2 separate regions of the Homo sapiens genome follow, and region 2 is linked to region 1. Evidence: read pairs that join two places in POLR2A ChIA-PET (ENCODE). Cell type or tissue: K562. All regions are shown on one strand. Each heading gives the region's core, and the rest is flanking DNA. Links, peaks and the distances in the headings are about the cores only.

The links. ChIA-PET counts read pairs that join two places held together with the same protein. Peaks named below come from ENCODE experiments on the same cell type or tissue, not always from the same donor. Only the 100,000 strongest peaks of a DNase experiment are listed, where the experiment ranks them.
Region 2: POLR2A ChIA-PET joins it to region 1 with 5 read pairs; 7 of 35 experiments call an interaction of 5 or more read pairs at or near these places.

The regions. Positions count from the first base shown.
Region 1 is chr1:202,010,979-202,023,189 of GRCh38, forward strand. ELF3 (E74 like ETS transcription factor 3) reads left to right here. Exons shown (of 9, transcript NM_004433.5): 2 at 151-321; 3 at 979-1,200; 4 at 1,366-1,458; 5 at 1,662-1,781; 6 at 1,969-2,058; 7 at 2,204-2,320; 8 at 2,851-3,046; 9 at 4,231-6,205. The coding sequence starts at 159. The coding sequence ends at 4,345. Among named protein-coding and RNA genes, the nearest start is that of ELF3, 6.5 kb to the left of the region's middle. RefSeq lists enhancers at 1-508, 509-1,443, 2,253-3,452, 6,955-7,723. In K562, for the core only: no CTCF peak of the experiment used is centred there; DNase peaks (open chromatin) are centred at 6,930 and 7,623; H3K4me3 peaks cover 162 bases.
Region 2 is chr1:202,146,480-202,158,690 of GRCh38, forward strand. It overlaps PTPN7 (protein tyrosine phosphatase non-receptor type 7), which reads right to left. Exons shown (of 10, transcript NM_002832.4): 3 at 11,639-11,822; 4 at 11,260-11,344; 5 at 9,054-9,130; 6 at 7,707-7,844; 7 at 7,246-7,356; 8 at 6,063-6,220; 9 at 3,832-3,945; 10 at 537-2,220. The coding sequence ends at 2,127. Among named protein-coding and RNA genes, the nearest start is that of ARL8A, 7.8 kb to the left of the region's middle. RefSeq lists a silencer at 8,605-8,654. In K562, for the core only: a CTCF peak has its summit at 8,536; a DNase peak (open chromatin) is centred at 8,512.

The sequences.
Region 1 (12,211 bases), core at 6,404-8,903:
TTCTTGAAGAGACGGTGTCCGCAGAGTTGCTGATCTTCCTGCCCCTGGGGGCTACTCTTGCCCAGGGTTGGGCAAAGCAGAGTAGCTGGGAGTGTAAGGAGAGGACCCTCGTCCCCTCACCAACCTCATCCTCTCTCCCCCTACCCACAGGTAGCCTCATGGCTGCAACCTGTGAGATTAGCAACATTTTTAGCAACTACTTCAGTGCGATGTACAGCTCGGAGGACTCCACCCTGGCCTCTGTTCCCCCTGCTGCCACCTTTGGGGCCGATGACTTGGTACTGACCCTGAGCAACCCCCAGATGTCATTGGAGGGTACAGGTGGGTCTCAGCGGGGTGGGATGGGGCACGGAGTGGGAGACAGATCCATCTAAGGGCCTGTTAGACAAATGGGGGAATAGGCAGGGAGGAGGGTCTCTAGGCAAATTCCAGGGCTAGAGGCTGAGACTTAGTGACTGAGGTGCTGGGGGTTGTGGGGCTGTGACAGGCAGAGGGAGGTGTCAGATACCAGGACAAGGGTGTTGTGAATGCTACCTCCTGCCCCTACTCTTGGGATGGCTCCAAGGGCTGAGGTGTGAATCCCCAGTGTGCTCCAGGAATGGGGCTGTGTGGGCTGGGAGTGGTGGCTCACGCCTGTAATCCCAGCACTTTGGGAGGCTGAGCTGAGCGGATCACCTGAGGTCAAGAGTTCGAGACCAGCCTAGCCAACATGGTGAAACCCCGTCTCTACTAAAAATACAAAAAAAAATTTATCCCAGCGTGGTGGTGGGCACCTATAATCCCAGCTACTGGGGAGGCTGACGCAGGAGTATCGCTTGAACCTGGGAGGTGGAGGTTGCTGTGAGCCGAGATTGTGCCATTGCACCCCAGCCTAGGTGACAGGAGTGAGACTCCATCTCAAAAAAAAAAAAAAAAATGGGGCTGTAAGGTCTGCTGGGTGGCCTGAGCTGAGCCTGTTTCCCTGCCTGGCCCTTGCAGAGAAGGCCAGCTGGTTGGGGGAACAGCCCCAGTTCTGGTCGAAGACGCAGGTTCTGGACTGGATCAGCTACCAAGTGGAGAAGAACAAGTACGACGCAAGCGCCATTGACTTCTCACGATGTGACATGGATGGCGCCACCCTCTGCAATTGTGCCCTTGAGGAGCTGCGTCTGGTCTTTGGGCCTCTGGGGGACCAACTCCATGCCCAGCTGCGAGACCTCAGTGAGTCCAGGCCCCTGGAGGCTGGGGAGCAGCTCCACATGTTGAGCTGAGTCGAGTTCAGTGTGGCCGTAGGCAGGCCCTGGAGCTCTGGGCCAGCTGCACAGCCAGAGAGAGCCCTTGAGGGAGGGATTAGGGGAGTGTGACCCTTCCTTCCTTCCTTGTCAGCTTCCAGCTCTTCTGATGAGCTCAGTTGGATCATTGAGCTGCTGGAGAAGGATGGCATGGCCTTCCAGGAGGCCCTAGACCCAGGGCCCTTTGGTGAGAACCCGTTTTCTCCTTCCTTCCCCAGCCTGTCTTGTCCCATCCCTGCCCCTCCACAGAGTGCTAGAGATGACCCCCTCCCCAGACTTCTTCCTCCCTCAATTAGAAAAATTGCAGCAGGTCATCAGACCCATGGGCAGCATCACCTGTCCTGGTCTGGTCCCCTGAGCCCTCTCTGAGTTCTCACCTCCTCTTCCCAGACCAGGGCAGCCCCTTTGCCCAGGAGCTGCTGGACGACGGTCAGCAAGCCAGCCCCTACCACCCCGGCAGCTGTGGCGCAGGAGCCCCCTCCCCTGGCAGCTCTGACGTCTCCACCGCAGGTGAGAGCTCTCTCTGGGCCACAACCTCCCTTCCCCGAAGTGTCCCTTGTTCCCTCTGGCTCCCAGCACCATAACTCAGGCCTTCTGGCAGGAACAGGAACAGGCTGGGAAGTGTGTCCTGAGAGCCAGCAGCGTGGTTGAGCAGAGGGTGGGCCGGCAGGGGACTTACTCTGACCCCGCCCCCCAGGGACTGGTGCTTCTCGGAGCTCCCACTCCTCAGACTCCGGTGGAAGTGACGTGGACCTGGATCCCACTGATGGCAAGCTCTTCCCCAGCGGTGAGTCGAGGGAGGTCCCCAAGAGGGCGTCCCATTTAGCAATGCACAGGGGGCCCGGCTCTTCCTGCAGCCTTTTCCTGTAGAGGGGCTACTCTCCCTAACTCCCCTCTTGCCCCTCCTTGACCTTCCACCACCGTCCCCACAGATGGTTTTCGTGACTGCAAGAAGGGGGATCCCAAGCACGGGAAGCGGAAACGAGGCCGGCCCCGAAAGCTGAGCAAAGAGTACTGGGACTGTCTCGAGGGCAAGAAGAGCAAGCACGGTGAGCTCCGGGGGCACGTGGGTCCTCCCTGCGCCGGGCTGAGCGGCTTCCTGGGGCACTGCGGGTTGTTGCAGGTATCCCTTCTCCCGTTTTCTCTGGCCTCCGCATGGCCTTTGGTAAGGCTGTGCACAAGCTGGGGGCTCTATGGTATCGGTCACCACCTAATTGCAGAGCCTGGCTTGGTGGTCCTGGAGAGGAGGAGGAAATAAGGCTCCCAGTGGGAGGCTCATGGTACCAGAGTCCTGTCCACTGACTCCAGTGTCCTGTCCACTGACTCCAGTTCTCTCTGCACTTGGCCACTGTCCTGCCCTCTGGGACACCCTCAATGTGAGGAGGCAGCTGGTGGGTCTTAGGTGGGCTGAGGAGAAAAGCAGTCACTGCAGTACCCGCACAGAGGGCACTGCGGGGTCTCTGGAGAGGCTTGCTGCATGCTGTGGCCAAGTCAGCAGTGCACTGGGGCGGGCAGGGCTGGCTGGCCTTGGGTGAGAGGGGACACCTGGATGGCAAACTGATGGAGGCTGGCCTTGCAGCGCCCAGAGGCACCCACCTGTGGGAGTTCATCCGGGACATCCTCATCCACCCGGAGCTCAACGAGGGCCTCATGAAGTGGGAGAATCGGCATGAAGGCGTCTTCAAGTTCCTGCGCTCCGAGGCTGTGGCCCAACTATGGGGCCAAAAGAAAAAGAACAGCAACATGACCTACGAGAAGCTGAGCCGGGCCATGAGGTGAGCTGGCGGCCAGGACCCTCACGATACAGCCGGACATGGGGACAGGCGCTCACACTCCCACCGCCCTCTTTCTGGCTGCCACTTGGCTTCTTGCAACAGGGCTGAGTCCTTAGAGTGAGGACAACATCTGGGTTGGTCTACTTCATGGATTAAATGACAACATGGAGAAAGTATTAGCCTGGCAGACAGCAGACACAGTGCACTTGAGCTAGCAGCAACATTTCTTGTATCGCCTGTGAGGCTTGTCCTCAGGAAGGCACCTGGAGAGTGGGAAAGGGGGCAGGAGCCGTGCCCACCCAGGGCCTGGCTTTCTCCTCGTTGAAGCACTTAGGTTGTTTTTCTCTGGGCCTCAGTTTCCTCCTGTGTCCAGGAGTACACTAGATCATCTTAAGATCCCGTCCAGCCCTAAAATCATGTACTTACTTTTTTTTTCTTTTTCTTTTTTAAATAGAGGCAAGGGTCTCTACGTTGGCCAGGCCGGTCTCAAACTCCTGGCCTCAAATGACTCTCCTGCCTCGGCCTCTCAAAGTGCTGGGATTACAGGTGTGAGCCAGTATGCTTGGCCTTTTCTTTTTTCTTCTTCTTCTTTTTATTTTTCGAGACAGGGTCTCGCTCTGTCACCCAGGCTAGAGTGCAGTGGCACAATCTTGGCTCGCTACAACCTCTGCCTGCCGGGTTCAAGTGATTCTTGTGCCTCAGCCTCCAAGTAGCTGGGATTACAGGCACCTGCCACCATGCCCAGCTAATTTTTGTATTTTTAGTAGAGACGGGGGTTTCACCATGTTGGCTAGGCTGGTCTCGAACTCCTGACCTCAAGTGATCCGCCCGCCTCAGCCTCCCAAAGTGCTGGAATTACAGGTGTGAGCCACCGTGCCCAGCTCCCTGGCCTTAAAAGTCATGTAATTTAATGATCAGACCCCAGTCACAGCCATAGGATACAAAGAAGCAAAGGCAAAGAGCCCTGTGTCCTGGGCACGGTTACAGGCCAGTGTAGGGAAAGAGCTTCTGCTTGCCAGTGTGAAGAACAGAGGAGTTTAGGAAGTGTGAGTCAGGCTCAGCTTAGTCAGGCAGAGACCAGTGGGCATGGGTTACCTGGGGGTAACGCGGGCCAGGTGGGCGGGCTGGCAGCCTGGGGCCCATTTCCTGCCAAAGCACCTCTGACCATCCTTCTCTTCACCCAGGTACTACTACAAACGGGAGATCCTGGAACGGGTGGATGGCCGGCGACTCGTCTACAAGTTTGGCAAAAACTCAAGCGGCTGGAAGGAGGAAGAGGTTCTCCAGAGTCGGAACTGAGGGTTGGAACTATACCCGGGACCAAACTCACGGACCACTCGAGGCCTGCAAACCTTCCTGGGAGGACAGGCAGGCCAGATGGCCCCTCCACTGGGGAATGCTCCCAGCTGTGCTGTGGAGAGAAGCTGATGTTTTGGTGTATTGTCAGCCATCGTCCTGGGACTCGGAGACTATGGCCTCGCCTCCCCACCCTCCTCTTGGAATTACAAGCCCTGGGGTTTGAAGCTGACTTTATAGCTGCAAGTGTATCTCCTTTTATCTGGTGCCTCCTCAAACCCAGTCTCAGACACTAAATGCAGACAACACCTTCCTCCTGCAGACACCTGGACTGAGCCAAGGAGGCCTGGGGAGGCCCTAGGGGAGCACCGTGATGGAGAGGACAGAGCAGGGGCTCCAGCACCTTCTTTCTGGACTGGCGTTCACCTCCCTGCTCAGTGCTTGGGCTCCACGGGCAGGGGTCAGAGCACTCCCTAATTTATGTGCTATATAAATATGTCAGATGTACATAGAGATCTATTTTTTCTAAAACATTCCCCTCCCCACTCCTCTCCCACAGAGTGCTGGACTGTTCCAGGCCCTCCAGTGGGCTGATGCTGGGACCCTTAGGATGGGGCTCCCAGCTCCTTTCTCCTGTGAATGGAGGCAGAGACCTCCAATAAAGTGCCTTCTGGGCTTTTTCTAACCTTTGTCTTAGCTACCTGTGTACTGAAATTTGGGCCTTTGGATCGAATATGGTCAAGAGGTTGGAGGGGAGGAAAATGAAGGTCTACCAGGCTGAGGGTGAGGGCAAAGGCTGACGAAGAGGGGAGTTACAGATTTCCTGTAGCAGGTGTGGGCTTACAGACACATGGACTGGGCTGGGAGGCGAGCAAAGGAAGCAGCTGAGACTGTTGGAGAACGCTTACAAGACTTCATGCAAGCAAGGACATGAACTCAGAACACTGAGGTCAGAAGCATCCTGCTGTCATGACACCGCTCGAGTGACCTTGACCTTGACCAAGTCTGTCCTGTTTAGGACTGATTTTTCCTATTAGGCTAGGGTTTGGACCTGATGTTCTCAAGATGTCTAGAATTGCATGGCTGGCCTTGTGGAATAGATGGTTTTGCATTCCAGCCAAGTGTGCTGTAAACTGTATATCTGTAATATGAATCCCAGCTTTTGAGTCTGACAAAATCAGAGTTAGGATCTTGTAAAGGAAAAAAAAAAAAAAACAAAACAAAATGGAGATGAGTACTTGCTGAGAAAGAATGAGGGAAGGAGTTGGCATTTGTTGAAAGTGTAGTCTTTTTCTCTTTTTTTTTTAATTGCAACTTTTACTTTAGATTTAGGAGGTCGTGCGCAGGTTTGTTACATGGGTATATTGTGTGATGCTGAGCTTGGGATGCGAATGATCCTGTCACCCAGGTAGTGAGTATAGCACCCAGTGAAACTGTAGTCTCATGCCAGGCACTGTGCTAGCCCACTCTGGCTCATTTAATCCTCTCCTAAGAAGAGAGGAGACACAGCGTCCCCATTTGACAGATGCAGAAAGAGGTTCCACAGGTGTGCCTTGATTCTGTCCTAAAACCGTTTCCCGGAAGCTTTTCCTGGTGTGGGCGCTTCTAACCTAATCCTCAATCGATTCCAGAACTATTACTCTGTTTCCACAGTGATACTGTGTCTAGGTTTTAGGGAGGACAGTTCATTGATGTTACTTAAGAATGCTTTCCAGGTGGAAAGTTCCTTAAGTTTGAGGCTTCAAATTCCATACAGCACATTAAAATCCCATTCATGAGTTTGAAATACTGCTCTGTTGTCTTGGAAATACCAATCAGATTGTTGGCTGAAGTGATGTGGATAAAGAAGGGATCTTAGAAAAACTAAAGCTTGTGTGTGGATTTCTGGAAATGCAGCTTGCTCTGGAGAAGCAAGGAATGGTGGAAAAGGAGAGTGGGGAAGTTGATTGGAGAGGAAAGTGAGGTCATGAGAGAAACCAGAATCCTGGAGCCATTTGGAAAAAGGCTTTTACTTACATTTCCCTTCTGAAGTGTGAGCCAGTTAGACAAAGGGGATGCGGGCCAGGGCGTAGGTCTAGCCTCAGAAGCTGGGGAAGCTTTCACAGCTACTTAGTCTAAAAATGACCCCATTTCTTGGAAATTATGCATTAGACTCTGGTCTAGTTTCCCTAGCCACAATATCTCGGGGTCCTTGCACCCTTAAAAGAGGTGACCCAGCTGGGCGCGGTAGTTCACGCCTGTAATCCTCGTACTTTGGGAAGCCAAGGCGGGAGGATCACGAGGTCAGAAGATCGAGGCCATCATGGCCAACACGGTGAAACCCCGTCTCTACTAAACATACAAAAATTAGCTGGGCATGCTGGCACGCGCCTGTAGTCCGAGCTACTCAGGAGGCTGAGGCAGGAGAATCACTTGAACCCAGGAGGCGGAGGTTGCAGTGAGCTAAGATCATGCCACTGCACTCCAGCCTGGTGACACAGGGAGACTCTGTCTCAAAAAAAAGAAGAGAGGTGACCCAGTGTGGCCTGAAGTCACCTAGCCAAGAAGTGGGGGAGGGGCCTCTAGAGCCCGGGACATGCTTGTTCAGCCTCCCTTGACTCCCAGCCTCTTCAGCTTCTAAAGGAGATCCTAGCAGGGAGGAGGGCTGGGAATATGGCGCTCAGCCCCTTCACCCTCTTCTGGAGGGCTGGGGGCAGGTGCTGCCCGCTGCGTGCTGACCTTTGCCCTGCCATTTGCAGTTTATGAGGCGCTTTCCTCATCCCATTATCTCATTTGATCCGCCCCACAGCTCGCTGAGGAGACCAGGTGTCCCCATTTTACTGACAAGGCTAGTGGTGGGCTGAAGTCACTGACTGGGTGAGAGCGGGGCCAGCTCACAGCATGCCTGCCTCCACGCTGCAGCTCAGTGAGACCACCTGGGCAGGTGGCCTCTGCAGGGCAGCGCCTGGGACAGCCTGGAAGACGGCAGCTCTGGGAGGGACGCCTTTCTCCCCAACAGTTCTCTGCCCTCTCACCCCTCAGGATGCTGCAGAGTCCTGGCACGGGCCCCTGGGCTGGCCTCCGTGCTGCCCTCTCTGTCGGGCACCAGTCACCCTTACCCCGACTCTCACCAGCCCAGGGGCCTCCTAGCAGGAGACGGCCCGGTCTCTCGCCCACCAGAGTCTGCATCCCCTCAGGTGTGTCCTGGGCTGGGGAGTGGGGGTGGGGAGGAAGCCACAGGGCCGGGCTGTTTATATCCCGCCCTGCCGGAGCTGCTGGTCACCTCTTATCTGCTTCTGTGGGATTGGGTGTGTCGCTGAGCAGGTCAGAGGGAGGTCACCCCTCCCGTCGTGTTTGGGTGTGCCTGAGGAGGGGCTGGGGTTGGCCCCCTGGGACAGTTCCTGGCTTATCCCACAGCCCCACCTGTCCCACCAATTCTGGGGAAGTCTGGCTTCTCCTGGGGGAAGTGGGTGAAGGGGTTGCATTTCTGAGGAGTCTGGTTTCAATCTGCTCTCTCTCTCTGCTGTTGTCTGTTTACACATCTCTCTCTCTCGCCGGGCTGTGAGCACCTCTGGGCAAGTGCTGGGGCTTACTCACCTCAGCACCTTGCACAGCGCCTGGCACAGAGGAGGTGCTCGATAAATATTTGCTAAATGGCCCCGTGACTCTCCCTGCCCTGGCCACTACCTCCCCCACACACCACACACATTCATACACACTCATGGGAACCAAAGTCACACACACTCACACTCACAAAGATAAATATTCACAAGCCCTCACTCACATGCCCCTGCACGCACTGCAGACGCTGCCTGCTCTCACACACTCGCATGGACCGTATTCACAACCTCACACACTTGCACACACCAGCGCACGCAACACACTCCCACCTCACAGTCTCACATAGCCACACCCAGGCCTGCCTGCACGACTCACCTCCTCCCTCGGGGTCCTTCTATGAAGCATTTCCTGACCTCCTCTTTGGCCCTTTTCCCCCACCAGATGGGTTCAGCCCTTGCCTCCAGTCAGGACAGGCCTGGTAATTTGCAGAGCCCAGTGCAAAGTGAAAGCCTGGGCCCTTGTTAAAGAATTATTAGGCTGGGCGCAGTGGCTCATGCCAGTAATCCCACACTTTGGGAGGCCGAGGCGGGTGGATCGCCTGAGGTCAGGAGTTTGAGACCAGCCTGACCAACATGGCGAAACCCCATCTCTACTAAAAATACAAAATTAGCTGGGCGTGGTGGTGTGCGCCTGTAATCCTAGCTACTCTGGAGGTTGAGGCAGAAGAATCGCTTGAACCTGGGAGGCGGAGGTTGCCGTGAACCAAGATCATGACACTGCACTCCCGCCTGGGCAACAAGAGAGAAACTCCATCTCAAAAAAAAAAAAAAAAAAGAACGATTAAAAATTTCAAAATGGCAACAGCAGAGAAGAGCATGAACCATGCGCGAGGTGCAGTCCTCCAAGCGCAGGGCCCTGTGGGACCACCGCACAGGTTGCACTCAGGAAGCCACCCCTGCCTCCATTTGCCACTGGCCTATAAGAGCTCCACTGAACTACCCACCATGCCTTCTACTACAGATATGTTTGCCACAGTCACAAAAAAATCAACAAGTTGTCAAGTTTTTTGCTTTTTGTTTTTGAGACGGAGTCATGCTCTGTCCCCCAGGCTGGAGTGCAGTGGTGCCATCTCGGCTCACTGAAACCTCTGCCTCCCGGGTTCACACCATTCTCCTGCCTCAGCCTCCTGAGTAGCTGGGACTACAGGCGCCCATGACCACGCCCGACTAATTTTTTGCATTTTTAGTAGAGATGGGGTTTCACTGTGTTAGCCAGGATGGTCTCGATCCCCTGACCTCGTGATCTGCCTGCCTTGGCCTCCCAAATGTTGGGATTACAGGTGTGAGCCACTGCGCCTGGCCCAAGTTGTCAAGTTTTTAAAAGTAGGAAAATTTTCTCAGAAAAAAAACCTGAATTTGTGGCTTGTCTTTTTAAAAAATTGGCTGGGCCAGGTGACTCACGCCTGAAATCGCAACAAGGGGAGGCCGAGGCAGGAGAAGTACTTGAGCCCAGGAGTTCAAGACCAGCCTGGGCAACACAGGGAGACCCTGTCTCTACAAATAATTTTTTAAAAATTAGCCAGGAGTGGTGGTGTGCACCTGTGGTCCCAGCTACTCAGGAGGCTGAGGCAGGAGGATCACCTGAGCCTGAGAGTTCAAGACTGCAGTAACCTCTGATTGCACGATCCAGCCGGGGCATGATTTGTAACTTTGAGCAAGTTACCTTCCTTTTCTGAGCCTCAGTTTCCTCATCTACAAAATGAAGATTGTTCTACTTGGAGTGCTTTGTCCTACAAGTCACCAGAGTGAGAACTGGTCTCAAAAAAATTTAAAAATAAAGATAAATGTGAAAAAAAGAATCAGAAAATTTGGCCCAGCTAGGTCAGCTCTCCCTGGACCACAATCTGTCACAGTGGAGTGAGGCTGCTCCATATAGTCTTTGCATGTAGTTTACCACCATCTCCACCATGCAGTACCTGTGTGGCCCCAGAAGCACTAAGTTTTCAACCCCTGGTTAAAAACATCTATGCTTCTCTCACCTACTGCTCCCAGACTAGGAGCATGTTTTGTACCCCCTCTACTTGGCAAAAGGATGGCTCGTTGGGCATGTCAACAAGTAAATTAATGAAGTGGGTTGGGGGGGATGGGAGGATGCTCATGAGTATGGAAGCCCAGCCAGTTCCTTCTATTATGAGGGCCTGGGGTGGACACCAGAGCCTCTGATACTTACTGGGAAGTATTGAGTTTTCTTACTTCCAAAACCATTGACTTTTAACCCAATTCAGTGCATGGCATAGCATGGGCCCTCATGCACACTGGACTATCTCTGCATGGTCTTCTGGGCTGTAAATGGCTGCTTAACCCAGAGTGTCCAAAGATGCCACCACTGCCCAGCAGTCTTGTCCCATCCCCTCTCTCTGCTGAGGGAGGAGAGTTGGCAGAACTTCATTTGTCCATGTAATAGCTCTGCATATATTTCCCCCTCAACCCATCTCTTTTCAGGAAGAACAAGCACCTTAAATTAGTCCTTACATCGGCCAAGTGCAGTGGCTCATGCCTGTAATCCCAGCACTTTGGGAGACAGAGGCAGGCGGATCACCTGAGGTCGGGAGTTCGAGACCAGCCTGACCAACATGGAAAAACCCTGTCTCTACTAAAAACACAAAATTACCCAGGCGTCGTGGTGCATACCTGTAGTCCCAGCTACTTGGGAGGCTGAGGCAGGAGAATCGCTTGAACCTGGGAGGCAGAGGTTGCAATGAGCCGAGATCACGCCATTGCACTCCACCTGGGCAACGAGAGCGAAATTCCGTCTCAAAAAAAAAAAAAAAAATTTACTCCCTACATCATAACTACCAGTGATTTGTAGGACAGAGCACTCAATGTAGAACACTCTTCACTTTGCAGATGAGGAAACTGAAGCTCAGAAAAGAAAGGTAACTTGCTCAAAGTCACAAATCATGTTGAATGGAGCCTGAGCTTCATGTTGACAGCTGACCGCTTACTGAGTATCTACTAGGTGCCAGGCAATGTGTCAAGTTATTGCTTTACATACATCATTCATTCTCTCTGTGTTCATTAACTGTCTGCTGTGTGCATGGCTCCATGCTGTGTGCAGAAGACCCAGTAGGGAAGAGGTCACCCAGGGGGAGTAGGAAGCCTAGGCTATGGCCTGGCACGGTGGCTTATACCTGTAATCCCAGCACTTTGGGAGGCTGAGGCGGGTAAATCACCTGAGGGCAGGAATTTGAGACCAGCCTGGCCAACATGGCGAAACCCCATCTCTAGTAAAAATACAAAAATTAGCCGGGCGTGGTGGCGGGTGCCTGTAATCCCAGCTACTTTGGAGGCTGAGGCAGGAGAATCACTTGAACCCGAGAGGAGAAGGTTGCGGTGAGCCGAGATCACACCACTGCACTCCAGCCAGGCGACAGAGTGAGATTCCATCTCAAAAAAAAAAAAAAAAAAAAATTCCTGGTGCAGTGGCTCAGGCTTGTAATCCCAGCACTTTGGGAGGCTGAGGCGGATGAATCATGAGGTCAGAAGTTCAAAACCAGCCTGGCCAAGATGGTGAAACCGCGTCTCTACTAAAAATACAAAAAAATTAGCCGGGTATGGTGGCAGCTGCCTGTAATACCAGCTACTCGGAAGGCTGAGGCAGATAATTGCTTGAACCTGGGAGGCAGAGGTTGCAGTGAGCTGAGATCATGCCACTGCACTCCAGACTGGGTGGCAGAGTGAGACTCCATCTCAAAAAAAAAGAAAAGAAAAGAAAGAAAGCCTAGGCTAGAGCCTAGGAAATTCCAAAGACATCTATATAAACCTCTCAACAAGGTAGAGGATAAGTGCCTCATTTCACAGATGAGCAAACTGAGGCTTCAGAGAGGTTAAGAAAAGCTTAAGCTCTCAGAGATAGTAGTAAGTTTAGGAAACCGGAGCTTGAACCCTGCCTTCTTTCTTCAATTCCACAGCTGACTCTGCTTTGAGAGGTGCTGAGCAACACAAATGTCTCCGCTGTATGGGTGCCTAAAACCCCACCATTAGATGTGCAGTTTGAGGAATGCCCTATGGATATACAAACATGCCTGGGGTGGAGGGTGGATTCAATGAGCATTGCTTTCCAGGGACCCTTGGATCCTGCAGGGTGGATGGAAAGTGAGTTTTCAGTTCTTCAGAACCTCACAGTGGCCAACCCTTGGGAGCATTGCCCTCTCATTCTTATCCTACGCTCCTCCTCCTCCTCCTTCTTCTGCTACGTGCAGGGCTGGGCTGGGGCACCAGCAGCAGCAATTAGCCCAGCTCAGCCGCCCGTTACTGGAACCTGCATGTC
Region 2 (12,211 bases), core at 7,559-10,058, 140 kb after region 1:
TTTTTGAGATGGAGTCTTGCTCTGTCATCCAGGCTGGAGTGCAGTGGCATGATAGCTCACTGCACCCTCCACCTCCAGGGTTCAAACAATTCTTCTGCCTCAGCCTCCCGAATAGCTGACTACAGGTGTGTGCTACCACGTCCGGCTAATTTTTTGTATTTTTAGTAGAGACAGCGTTTCACTGTGTTAGCTGGATCTCCTGACCTCGTGATCCGCCTGCCTCGGCCTCCCAAAGTGCTGGGATTACAGGCATGAGCCACCACGCCAGGCCAGCAATACATTTCTGTTGTTTAGAAGCCACATGGTTTACGGTAGTGTGAATTGTTACAGCTGCCTGGGTAGGCTATGAGGGTCCACCCTGTCTCACTTCCTAAATTGACTTTGGTTTCACCTTACTTTATGTCCTTGGAAGTGCTAGAAAAGTGCATATCCCAAGGGCAAAGATTTGCAGCCTGCCTGTCCCTGGTCTGCAGTCTTTCTCTCTTGCTACAAAGAGGCCCCAGAGGGCCAAGAAGAAGATGGAAAGAAGGAATGAGTCAGTCATCCAAGAAGTCTTTATTTTCCCACTTGGTTACTGTTCTGGAGCTTGTACCCTCTGAGCTCTGAGATGGGGTTGGGGGGACAGTGCCAGGGAGGGCCTGTGGGGCTGTGCAGTTGCTTCCCTCTGGGCTGGCTCTGAGCCCAGGGCAGGATCAGGCACTTGAGAGCCCCCCACCGAGCCTCATTGGCATAGACAGTCGTGCCTCTCACAGGGCTCAGGGGAGGTGGAGGTGTGGGCAAGTCCATCCCCAAGGCTGTAAGGAAGGAGCAGCTCCTCCATAAGGCCAAGCAGAAGCATTAGGGAAATCATCCTCAGTTTTAGCACTGCGTGTTCTTCAGGAGAGAAGTCCTGAGTGAGGAGGCCCAGCTGTTCTCCAGATCCAACTCCTCGGGGGTTTCCACAGAGAGCTGGTATCAAGGCAGCTGTCAGGGGCGGCGTGCCTGGTGATGCGGCATCTTACCTTCATCCCCATCTCAGAATGGGCAGCCAGTCTCAGATTCAAGGAGGAGGAATCCTGAGGTGTGGCGTTCAGTCCTGAGGTAGACCTGAGGTCCCCTGGAAATTGTGTTGATGCTGAGATGGATGAGGGGTGCTCATTCTCTCAGGTAGACAGTGAGGAGTCCTGGTTCAGCCGAGCCTCCATGTCTGCATGGATGGTTATGACCCTGATTGTTTTTGGAAACAGCCAAGCTCTCTAGGTGTACTCAGCAAATGCAAGGTATAGTGGGTCCTGCATACCCAGGGTATTATTTGAGCCATGGAAGCAAAACAGAGACTGCTTAGCCTCCCTAAGAGTAGTTGGTGGGAGTGGCCAGCAACCATGGAGGCAGGAGCAGCTCCTCTTTGCCTCTGAGTAGTCCCCACATGTTCCCTCTTCCAGAGATTTCAACTGCCAGGCCTGGTCACCTCTGTAGCCTACTCTTATGACACATGGGTGGAGGCAAGGGTAACCAGAGTCCTTGTTCTTTCTTTTGATTGGGGTCATCCAGCCCTTCCGATGTGTGGTCAGGGAGCAGAGTCACTGATAGGATGTTGAGACTTGGAGATCAGGACCAGACTTTTCCCCATTCTTGCATCTGGCCTGTGCTTGGGCAGGACCTCGGGTGAAGGATGATCTTGGAATCACCCTTTTGTCAGCCCCAGGAAGGAGTGGCTGGAGTGGCTTCTAGAAACTTCTCTCATTACTTTTCCCTCATGGCAGCTAAGCACTTATGTTCATGTTATAGAACAGGAAACTGAAGCTCACAAAGAGTGTCTCAGAGAACACCAGGACACCTGGGCTTCTTTCTTTGTCTGTCATAAATGCCAGCTCCTGTCTTTAAGTTCAGAGAGACATTGGAGGTTCCCCTTACTGTCCATCTGGGGCCAACAGAGGAAGCAGAGGAGTGGCCAGTGTTGAAGACCTGGAATCCGGCCCCTTGTCCTTACTGCTGCTGCTTCCTGTGACTGCAAGCACCACTAAGGAGGCACTCCTTCCCCACACCAACCCAAGGGGTACCCCCAGATCACTCGGCCCACTTTCCCCAGACCCACCTTCCCAGGCTTGAGGGAGGTAGGCACCTGGGCCACCGGAGGGTGGCAGGGGTCAGGGGCTGGGTTCCTCAGGCAGCTGGCCTGCATACAGGGCCAAAGTGTGGTGCAGGAACTGGTACTGCTCTGCCGTCTGGATCATCCCCCCTCTGCAAGGAGAAACACACAGACCATGAGTGAAGGAGGGTCAGGGTGCTGGCTGAATGGCTCCAGTCAAACATCCCTGTGGTCCTACTGGGAAAGTCCTGACTTTCTCAAAGAACATGCCAACTCCTTTGCCTATATTCATCTTTTCACTTTTTTTTTTTTTTTTTTTTTTTTGTGAGACAGAGTCTCACTCTGATAGCCAGGCTGGAGAGCAGTGGTATGATCTCAGCTCACTGCAACCTCTGCCTCCCAGGTTCAAGTGATTCTCCTGCCTCAATCTCCTGAGTAGCTAGGACTACAAGTGCCTGCCACCTTGCCCAGCTAATTTTTGTATTTTTAGTAGAAACAGGGTTTCACCATGTTGCCAGGGTGGTCTTGAACTCCTGACCTCAAGTGATTGGCCCATCTTGGCCTCCCAAACTGCTTGGATTGCAGACATGAGCCACCATGCCCCACCACCTATATTCATCTTTTCTACTTTCTACTCCTCATTGCTGCCCCTCAGATCTGCTGTGAGAGAAGTCCTCTGCCCCTTACACGTGCTGAGGGGTGATGCCCCATGTTGACACTTGGTCTTCCTTGATCCACTCAGCTCCTGGGACAAAACCAGATCTCTGAAGCCTTGGGTCGGGCCAGGAATACTCCTGAGCCTCAAGTTTCCTTCTTTCTAATAATCTTAAAAAGTAAAAATAATGATTCCATACATTTGTATAGTAGTTTCCATTTCCAAAACATTTTCATATAAGTTAACTCATTTCTTACAACAGTTTTCTGGGGGAAGGAGCCATTATCTCTGTCTAGATAAAGAAGAAGTGGGGGCTGGGCACAGTGGCTTAAGCCTGTAATCCCAGCACTTTGCAAAGCCAAGTGGGCATTGTTGAGCCCAGGAGTTCGAGACTAGTCTGGGCAACATAGTGAGACCCCCATCTCTATTATTAAAAAAAGAAGAAAGAAAAAAAAAGAAATGGGGGCTCAGAGAAATCTAGTGACATCTCAGTGAGACAGATGTCAGAATCTGAACACCGGCTCTGCCTCCACCCAGTGATCTTCTTTGCACTACTTGTTGCTGCCTCATATCATGTTTAATTCCAGGCATCCAAGCCAACATTCCAGACAGATATTCTTTTTTTTGTTTTTTTTTTTTTTTTTTTTTGAGTCAGAGTCTTGCTCTGTCACCCAGGCTGCAGTGCGATGGCACAATCTCGGCTCACTGCAATCTCCACCTCCTGGGTTCAAGCAATTGTCCTGCCTCAGCCTCCTGAGTAGCTGGGATCACAGGGGCCCGCACCAGGCCTGGCTAATTTTTGTATTTTTAGTAGAGACAGGGTTTACACCATGTTGGCCAGGCTGGTCTCGAACTCCTGGGCTCAGGTGATCCACCCGCCTCAGCCTCCCAAAGTGCTGGGATTACAGGTGTGAGCCACCGCACCCGGCCATCCAGATAGATATTTTTTCCTGGTTGTTAGTTGTAAAATAAACAGCTCTAAGCAGAAAGGGTTTCTTCCTTTCTTGCAGGAGTGCTTGATGGTGATGGGCCTAGCAGAACTCTGGGGCCCAGAGGCACTGATGCCATCCGTTAACGTTGTTGGCCTTGTTTACACCCACAGACCCACCTGTCTAGCCGCAGTTGGCACACAATACCCAGAATGTCCACTTCTCCTCGGGCTTTCAGCTGTTGACAGCCAATTCGCGTGGCGATGAAGCAGCCCGTCCGGCCAATCCCTGCACTGGAGATAGCCAGGGAGGGGACAGGGAGGTCATGGGAGACCAGGGAATATGAGAGCCAGGCCCCAAACTATGGAGAAAGAAATGGGACCTGCAGGTGCTATATTTTGGGGATAGGGCTCTGGAGATGGAGGCAGGTAGCAGTACTCTGCTTTCCAGTCCCCTTGGGGGCCCTGCTGGAGGCAGGTTTTAATTGGCATGGGAGGAGTTTACATTTCTTACCAGCCTTACTGTAAGCCTGTTGCAGGCCACCTTTTGGTCCCTGTGGACATTTTGACGATCTCCCTTCTGCTGAGTCTACAGTGGTTTCCAACAGACAGTTTCCCACTTGTGGGTGTGCTGACCCTCGAGCCCTCCTTATCTAACCTTGACTTCCTCTCAGCTCAGACTCATCTTCCACGCAGCCCACGCCCGGCCCCTCTGTTTCCCACCTTGGCGCCCTCCCACAGTCTTCTCTCCACTCTGTTCTGCTTTCTCTATCGTGCCCTCTCTTTATTTCAAAACCCCCTAGGCCTCCCCTTCCTCTTGCGTGAGCCCCTAATGACCTCCCTGCACATGTCCCAGTGCTACCTGTGGGTGGGCTGGGAGGCCCCTGTGTCATGCCTTTTGCCTCTGTGCTCTGTTTTATTTAGGATATGCACTCCCAAATGGTCCCTTTCTTTAGTCTTGTCCCCTACGACACCCCCTCACTCTGGCCCAATCCATTTTTCACTCTATAGCCAAAGTGTTCTTTTAAAATGGCAAATCCAAGTGTCTTAGCCAGTCCTCCAAGTCCCCTCATCATCTGACCTTCACTGGCCTTCCAAACCCATCTCTCATCATTACCCCACACACAACCTCTGGGCCTAACCTGTAACCCTGCTCCCAGCAGTGTATCCATTTTCACATTTCTTCTCTGGGCCTTAGCATGTGCTCTTCCACTTGCCTGGAACGTGTTCCCTTCCCTCTCTTCACTTGGCTAATTCACCTTTCAGGTCTTAGCTTGGCTTAGATGGCCTTTCTCTTGGAAAACTTTCTCTGGTCAAAGTCTGGTTTAGGAGACTTGGTTCTATGGTCCCCATAATATCCCCATCACAGCTCTCATCACATTGCGTGGTATTTAATTTTTTTTTGAGACAGAGTTTTGCTCTTGTTGCCCAACCTGGAATGCCATGGTGCGATCTCAGCTCACCACAACCTCCACCTCCTGGGTTCAAGCAATTCTCCTGCCTCAGCCTCCCGAGTAACTGGGATTACAGGCATGCGCCACCATGTGTGGCTAATTTTGTATTTTTAGTAGAGACAGGGTTTCTCCATGTTGGTCAGGCTGGTCTTGAACTCCCGACCTCAGGTGATCCTCCCGCCTCAGCCTCCCAAAGTGCTGAGATTATAAGCATGAGCCACTGCACCCAGCCTAATCTGCCTTCTTTCCCACCAGCCTATAAAACTGTCTGGGAAGAAACCAAACTGCTTGGTTCATAGCTGTCTCCTTAGCAGCTAACACCGTGCCTGACAAAAATAGGTTTTCCTTTTTTGAGATGGAGTCTCGCTCTGTCACCCAGGCTGGAGTGCAGTGGTGTGATCTCGGCTCACTGCCTCCAGAGTTTGAGCAATTCTCCTGCCTCAGCCTCCCAAGTAGCTGGGATTACAAGTGTGTGCTACCACGCCTGGCTAATTTTTGTATTTTTTAGTAGAGACAGGTTTTCACCATGTTGGCCAGGCTGGTCTCAAACTCCTGACCTCAGGTGATCTGCCAGCCCTGGCGTCCCAAAGTGCTGGGATTATAGGTGTGAACCACCGTGCCCGGCCAATAATAGGATTTTCAATACATATTTGTTGAATAAGTAAATGAGTTCCCCAACAGCTGGAATCCTGTTTATGTCCTCCTGCAGCTGACTGGGATCTTCCTGATATTCCATCCCCTCTATGGATGGGGCCTGGGTGTCCAGCCCAGATGTCTGGGTTCTGCGTGAAGGAGGTAAAAAGAACAGAGCCCTTGCTGAATGGCCTTGCGAGTCATGTCTGAGTAAGGACTAGGCTTGCCTGATGCTTTTCTGCTCAGACCCTTCCCCAGGAGAGACCCAGGGGGCAGGGGAGGGGAGCACAGTCCACAGGCTGCAGTGAAGGGAGGGCCACGCACCTGCAGTGGACTACGATAGGCCCGGGGTGGGCGGCTGTCTCCGGGCTCTCCTCCACCTCTGCCACTAGGCGCAGCAGGGGCCCAGCTGATTCTGGTGTCTGATGGTCTGGCCAGGCCGAAAAGAGGATGTGCTTTACTGACCGGCGCTCTTCCTGGTACTGGATTGGAGACAAGGCATGAGAACCAAGGTCAGGGTGGAGGGCACTGTCTACCTTCTTCTCTGGTGCCTGAGGAGGGCAAGGGCTGGAATTACCCTGTGGGGGGGTCATCTACTCAAAGCAAGCTAGGTTGCAATTTTCGTGCTCATTGTTCTCCACCACTTCCCCCTTCAAAATCCCGGGAAGGAGCATTGTCCTGGGAGAGGGGAGAGACCCAAATTCAAGCCCTGGCTCTGCTTCCCATAAGCACATGACTTTGGGCAAGTCCCTTGATCTCATTTTCTTCACCTGGAAAATGGGAACAGTGATATCTTACTGGTTTACTTGCCAGGATATTTGGAGGAGAATGAGTTGATAGAGGAATGCTTTCAAAAATATAAAACACCATAAAATAATAGAAGGCATTTTAAAAGCCCTTGTGTACATGTTATTCCACATCTCTTTCTCTTTTTTTGTTTTATTTTGTTTGTTTTTTTTTGAGACAGACAGTCTCACTCCGTCACCCAGGCTGGAGTGCAGTAGCACAATCTTGGCTCACTGCAACCTCTGCCTCCTGGGTTCAAGTGATTCTCCTGTCTTAGCCTTCCAAACAGCTGTAATTTTTAGTACAGACAAGGTTTCACCATGTTGGCCAGGCTGGTCTGGAACTCCTGACCTCAAGTGATCCGCCCCCCTCAGCCTCCCAAAGTGTTGGGATTACAGGCATGAGCCGCCACACCTGGCCTTCCACATCTCCTTTAACCTCCTCTCCTTCCCTTGGCCCTGCTCCTGGATCCTGCCTGTCCCCGCCTGACCATTTACACAGATGGGTGAGTACTTCCCGGTAGTCCTATTTGGCTTATTGGCTCTGCCCTATTAGACTAGAGGCTGAGGACAGTGCTCAAGTTTCTCTTTCTGCTATAGATGTGGGTTTAAGATGGTTTAGAAGAGCAAACCCTTGGCTCCTAGTGAAGAGCCAGCCTGAGTCCCAGAGATGCTGTGGGCGGCCCAACTTCCCACTGGGCCTGGCTCCGGGGGGGTGGTACCTGGATGGTGAGCTGCCGCACAGTGTATTCTGGGCACTCTTTCATGTCCTGGATGCGGATCTGGAAGGGTCCATAGGTTTCCTCTTCTGTGGGCCAGTAGTGGACACATTTCTAGGAGGGAGGGAGCTGGGAGTCAGAAGAGGGTCAGCTGGAGCAGGTGACAGGGCAGCAGAGAGGGGCTGGTATCTCCTCCCCATCCTCCACCCCTACTGGATGGGAGGTCAGCAACAGGGAGCCTGGCTCTTCTGAGCTTGATACCTGCAAGCAGAGTGCTCACCCTATCCCGTATTTTGGCCATAGACAGCCTCCCAGGGCTATATCTCAGGGAACTTTCTGAGAGGTATGAGCTGGGGCTGGCTCCCAGGGAAACCTCTGGTTCTGAGCTGCCCTGTGTGTGGGGTGGGGGTGGGGTGGGCATAGCACTTTCTGGGTTCATCATGAACTGTGGCTCTGCCTCCTACCTCCTTGCCCTCTCGGAGCTGAGTGAGCATGACAATGAGGGACACTTCCTCTTGCCACACCATCTCCCAGAAGTCCGACACAGTGTTGGGCATGGGGCCCTGGGTGGCAATGTAGACCTTCTCCTTCCCGTCATAGCCCTGGAAGGTGGAAGCACAGGGGAAGGGGTGGGGAGCAGTGAGAGCAGAGCTCTGGGGAGATCCTAGATGCCTCAGGTGCTGGGGTCAGCCTGAAGCTGTGAACCACACGTGTAGACGTACACATGCACGAACACGCACACTCAGAAGCCACATGATGGAAAGGATACGGGTTCTGGAATGAGGATCAGATCCCTGTTCTGCTGTTTCCTGGCTGTACCACTATAAGCCAGTTACCTAGCCTCCGTAAGCCTCAGTGGTATCATCTGTAAATTGGGCATAATAATATCTATCTTGTAGGAATGTAGAGTGGATTAAATTCAGTAAGATATATTGAGAGTCTAGCCGATAGCAAGTGCTCTATAAATGTTTATTCCCTTCCTCCCCTGCTGCTTTCTTCTAGCACAAAATACCTAAACAGTGTTTAATATTTGTTCAGTGACAGTTTCACATTTACAGGTTACTACTTTTCTATGAAAGTAGTAGCAAAATGTAGCACACTCTCCCTAACCTGATTTTCTCACCTTCAGGATCCTCAGCTTCCTGCTTCTCAAGATGGTGAAATCCAGACTGCAGTTGATCCGGTATTGGCCGGCAAATGTAAGATCATGTTTCCCCATGGCTTCCCTAGCTAAGAGCTTTTCGCCTCCCTGCGCCCCTGACTGATGTCTTACCCACATTGAGTCACTAGAGAGCGCTGCTTTTACATCTCCTTAGGGCCCACAGCAGCGAGAAGCTGGCGTGGAACACCCACCTGGCCTGGAGCTTCCTATAGCTTGACGTCAATCAACCATCTTCATATAAGAGGGGCTATCTGAGGGGCAGTTAAGGTAAGTTGGCGGGGAGGTCCCATTAGTGCTGGCATCACCTATGCAGTTCTCGGGAGCTGTGAGCTCTTAAGCAGCTGGAGATTGGGTTCAACAATGCTAACTTCCTGCTAAGTTTAGAGGGTGGCATGGGAGGACTGATAGTGGAGGTTAGGGAGACTTGGTGGTCTCTCCAGATATTTTTCAACATCTGCTCCGTTTTTTAGGTTGGTGTTTTGGGGCATGTTCAGTACCAGCCCAGCTTGGTAGGGCTATGACAGCAGTGAGCTGGAGCAGGGAGGGTAGGAAATGCAGGCACCTGATCCACCAGCCATGGCTGGAAGATATTCTCAGACGTCTGAGAATTCCCCCATTCCCCGCCCACCACTGCAGCCAGGCCACTCACTCGGATGTAGTTGGCATTGATGTAATCTCCGTCCTCCTGGCTCTGTGCCCGGCCTAGACAGACACGGCTCTGGGGATCTAGGAAATAAAAATCAGCAGAGGTCAGAGGTCAGAAGGTGACCAACTAACACAGACTCAAGCAGGGTCAGAAAGAGGAGAGTTCCTGTGCTCATCACAGTCATAGCACCTTGTGTATAGCAGGTGGCCTTACACCCACTGAAGTTGTTGTTTTTGTTGTTGTTTTTAGAGACAGGGTCTCATTCTGTTGCCTAGGCTGGAGTGCAGTGGTGCGATCATAGCTCACTGTAACCTCTAACTCTTGGGCTCAAGTGATACTTTTGTCTCAGCCTTTGACATAGCTGGGACTATAGGCAAATGCCACCACACCTGGCTTGCTTATTTATTTATTTATTTACGTTTTTTGTAGAGATTGGGTTTCACTTTGTTGCCCAAGCTGGTCTTGAATTTCTGACTTCAAGCAATTCTCCCACCTCAACCTCCCAAAGTGCTGAGATTACATGTGTGAGCCACCATGTCTGGCCCCTATTGAAGTATTTTATACGCAGACAGTAGGAAGCTGTATAATGTTTTTGAGCAGGAGAGTGACATGATCAAAACAATAGTTTGGGAAGATTAACTGAGTGGTGCTGTATAGGATGGACTAGAGAAGAAAGGGAACGGAACAGCAGAGACCAAATGGGAAGATACAATATTAGATATAATATTCTAATAGATACAGTATTCTATCCTTGAGATCAGTACAGGTTTAGAACAAGATTATGCCACTAGGGATGGAAAAAGAGATGTAGAGGAAGAAGAATTTGTTTTCTAATGGTGAATATGGGATTCACATGAGCAACTTGCCAGATATCACATAGCTGTGAAGTGGGACTAGGACTCAGATTCCGCTCAGCCACGAGGCATTTGGCCTCTGCCTCTAAGGGGGAAGGATTTCTCTAAATGAAACCCAAACATGGATGAAGAAGCTGGCTTGTGAGGAAAGGAGAAGAGACTCTCGCTCTGCTCATGCCAGCCTGGTCATGGACAGAAGGTACCCTGGGGACCAGGGGAATCTCAGGCAAAGGAATTTTTCCCTTTTCTGGTGGCTGCAGGGCTGATTAGAATTAGGCCAAGAACAAGGGCTACTCCTCCCCCTGGCCTGGAATAGCGCTAATAGCACCTTGATCCGCCCATGCAGGCAGAGGACACTCCAGGAGGGTTAGCAGGAGACAGGGCCCGAGTGCTCACTGAGCTAAAGCCTCAAGCTGGGAGTAGCTTCCCTGTAGGGAGAGCAGGGGAGGGAGGGAGAGGCTCCGGGGCCTCATGCCTGCCTCCGAAAAATAGAAGGTGCTTGCTCCGGGTCTGCCAGTTTGCAGGGTCACCCCCTCCTAGCACAGTGTCCTCCCTCCCCGCCTCCACTGCTCTCTTGCTGGCCGTTGCCCTGTCTCCATCTGACTTTCTCAAAGCCATCTCTCTGGGAGCCCTCCTGGTGGTGCTTCCTTCACTGCAAGCCTTGGCTGGGCATTTCCCATGCAAGAGGAAGACAGGGAAAGGGGCTTGGTGCAAGTAGCTAAGTTGAATATCTTAGGTAAGATATTCAACTTCTCTGTGCCTTAGTTTCCTCACTTGTAAAATGGTCATCACAGTACCAACTTCATGGGATTGTTGTGAGAAATGAGTGAATATAAAGGATTGAGGCTGGACGCGGTGGCTTACGCCTGTAATCCCAGCACTTTGGGAGGCCGAGGTGGGCGGATCACCTGAGGTCGGGAGTTCGAGACCAGCCTGACCAACATGGAGAAACCCCACCTCTGCTAAAAATACAAAATTAGCCACGCATGGAGGCGCATGCCTGTAATCCCAGCTACTCGGGAGGCTGAGGCAGGAGAATCGCTTGAACCCGGGAGGCGGAGGTTGCAGTGAGCCCAGATTGCGCCATTGCACTCCAGCCTGGGTGACGAGAGTGAAAACTCCGTCTTAAAAAAAAAAAAAAGGATTGAGAACAGGGCCTGGCCCAGGGTACATATCTGCAAACATTATTATTGCTGCTGTTGTGATTCTTGCTCCTTCTTCCCCCTTTCTCTGCTGAGAGAAGATGTGCCAAGCAAGGTTGATCTTCCCTGGCTGAAACTGTGTACTTTGTCCTCTGAAGTTCTCTAGCCCCAGGGACTGTACCCGACTCCCTTCATCCCAGCAGCAGTTCTTACTTGGCAAGATGGTCTTGTATCGGTCCTTGGAGGCGTGGCCAGGGATGTCCAGGTCTTCGGGGCTGACAAAGTTTGAAGGGATCTTCTGGCAGGGGGAGGAAATGGGTGAGCAGCTGACTCCTAGCCTCCTTTTCTCTCCTTCTACCTTTTTCTAGAACAGCTGGACTCTGGCCATTCCTTCTTGACAATAGTATGTAGGCCTAGATGGGGTGGGGGCAGAAGGGGAAGCCTGGGGGCAGCCCCTCCCTCAGCCCTGAAGTTCTCTTTCCTAAGGGGCCCAAAGGGGAGACTTGCCCAGGGTGCCCGTGAGAGAATGGTTCCAGCTGGCTGCCTCTGATACAGAGGGCAGAGCGATTCAGAGGGGACCCCAATTTCTTACCAAGAATTCTTCTTCCAGTTGCTTGGGGCTGGGTGGCTGGCGCTGAAGGGCCCAGCGGGTAAGGGGGTGTCCAGCAGTGCGCAGAAAGTGTAGGGTGACCTCCCGGGGTGTGTTCACAGAGCAGATGGGTTCTACGGCCCCCAGGGACCGAACGTCCAGCATCAGAGCCACATTGGAGCCCCGCCTGCAGGCATAGCCCACCACTGCCTAGTGAGCACCCAATCATATTTGCTTTTCTTTTCTTTTTATCTTTTCTTTTAGAGATAGGGTCTCTCTCTGTTGCCCAGGTCTGGAGTGTGATGGCACTATTATGGCTCACAGCAGCCTCAAACTCCTGGGCTGAAGCAATCCTCCCACCTCAGCCTCCAGAGTAACTGGGACCACAGGTACATGCTACCACACCTGGCTAATTTAAGTTTTTTTTTTTTTTGGAGAGACAGTGTCTTGTTCTGTTGCTCAGGCTGGTTTTGAACTCCTGGGCTCAAGTGATCCTTCTGCCTTGGCTTCCCAAAGTGCTGGGATTATAGGCATGAGCCACTGTGCCTGACCATATTTGCTTTTCTTACAAGTATT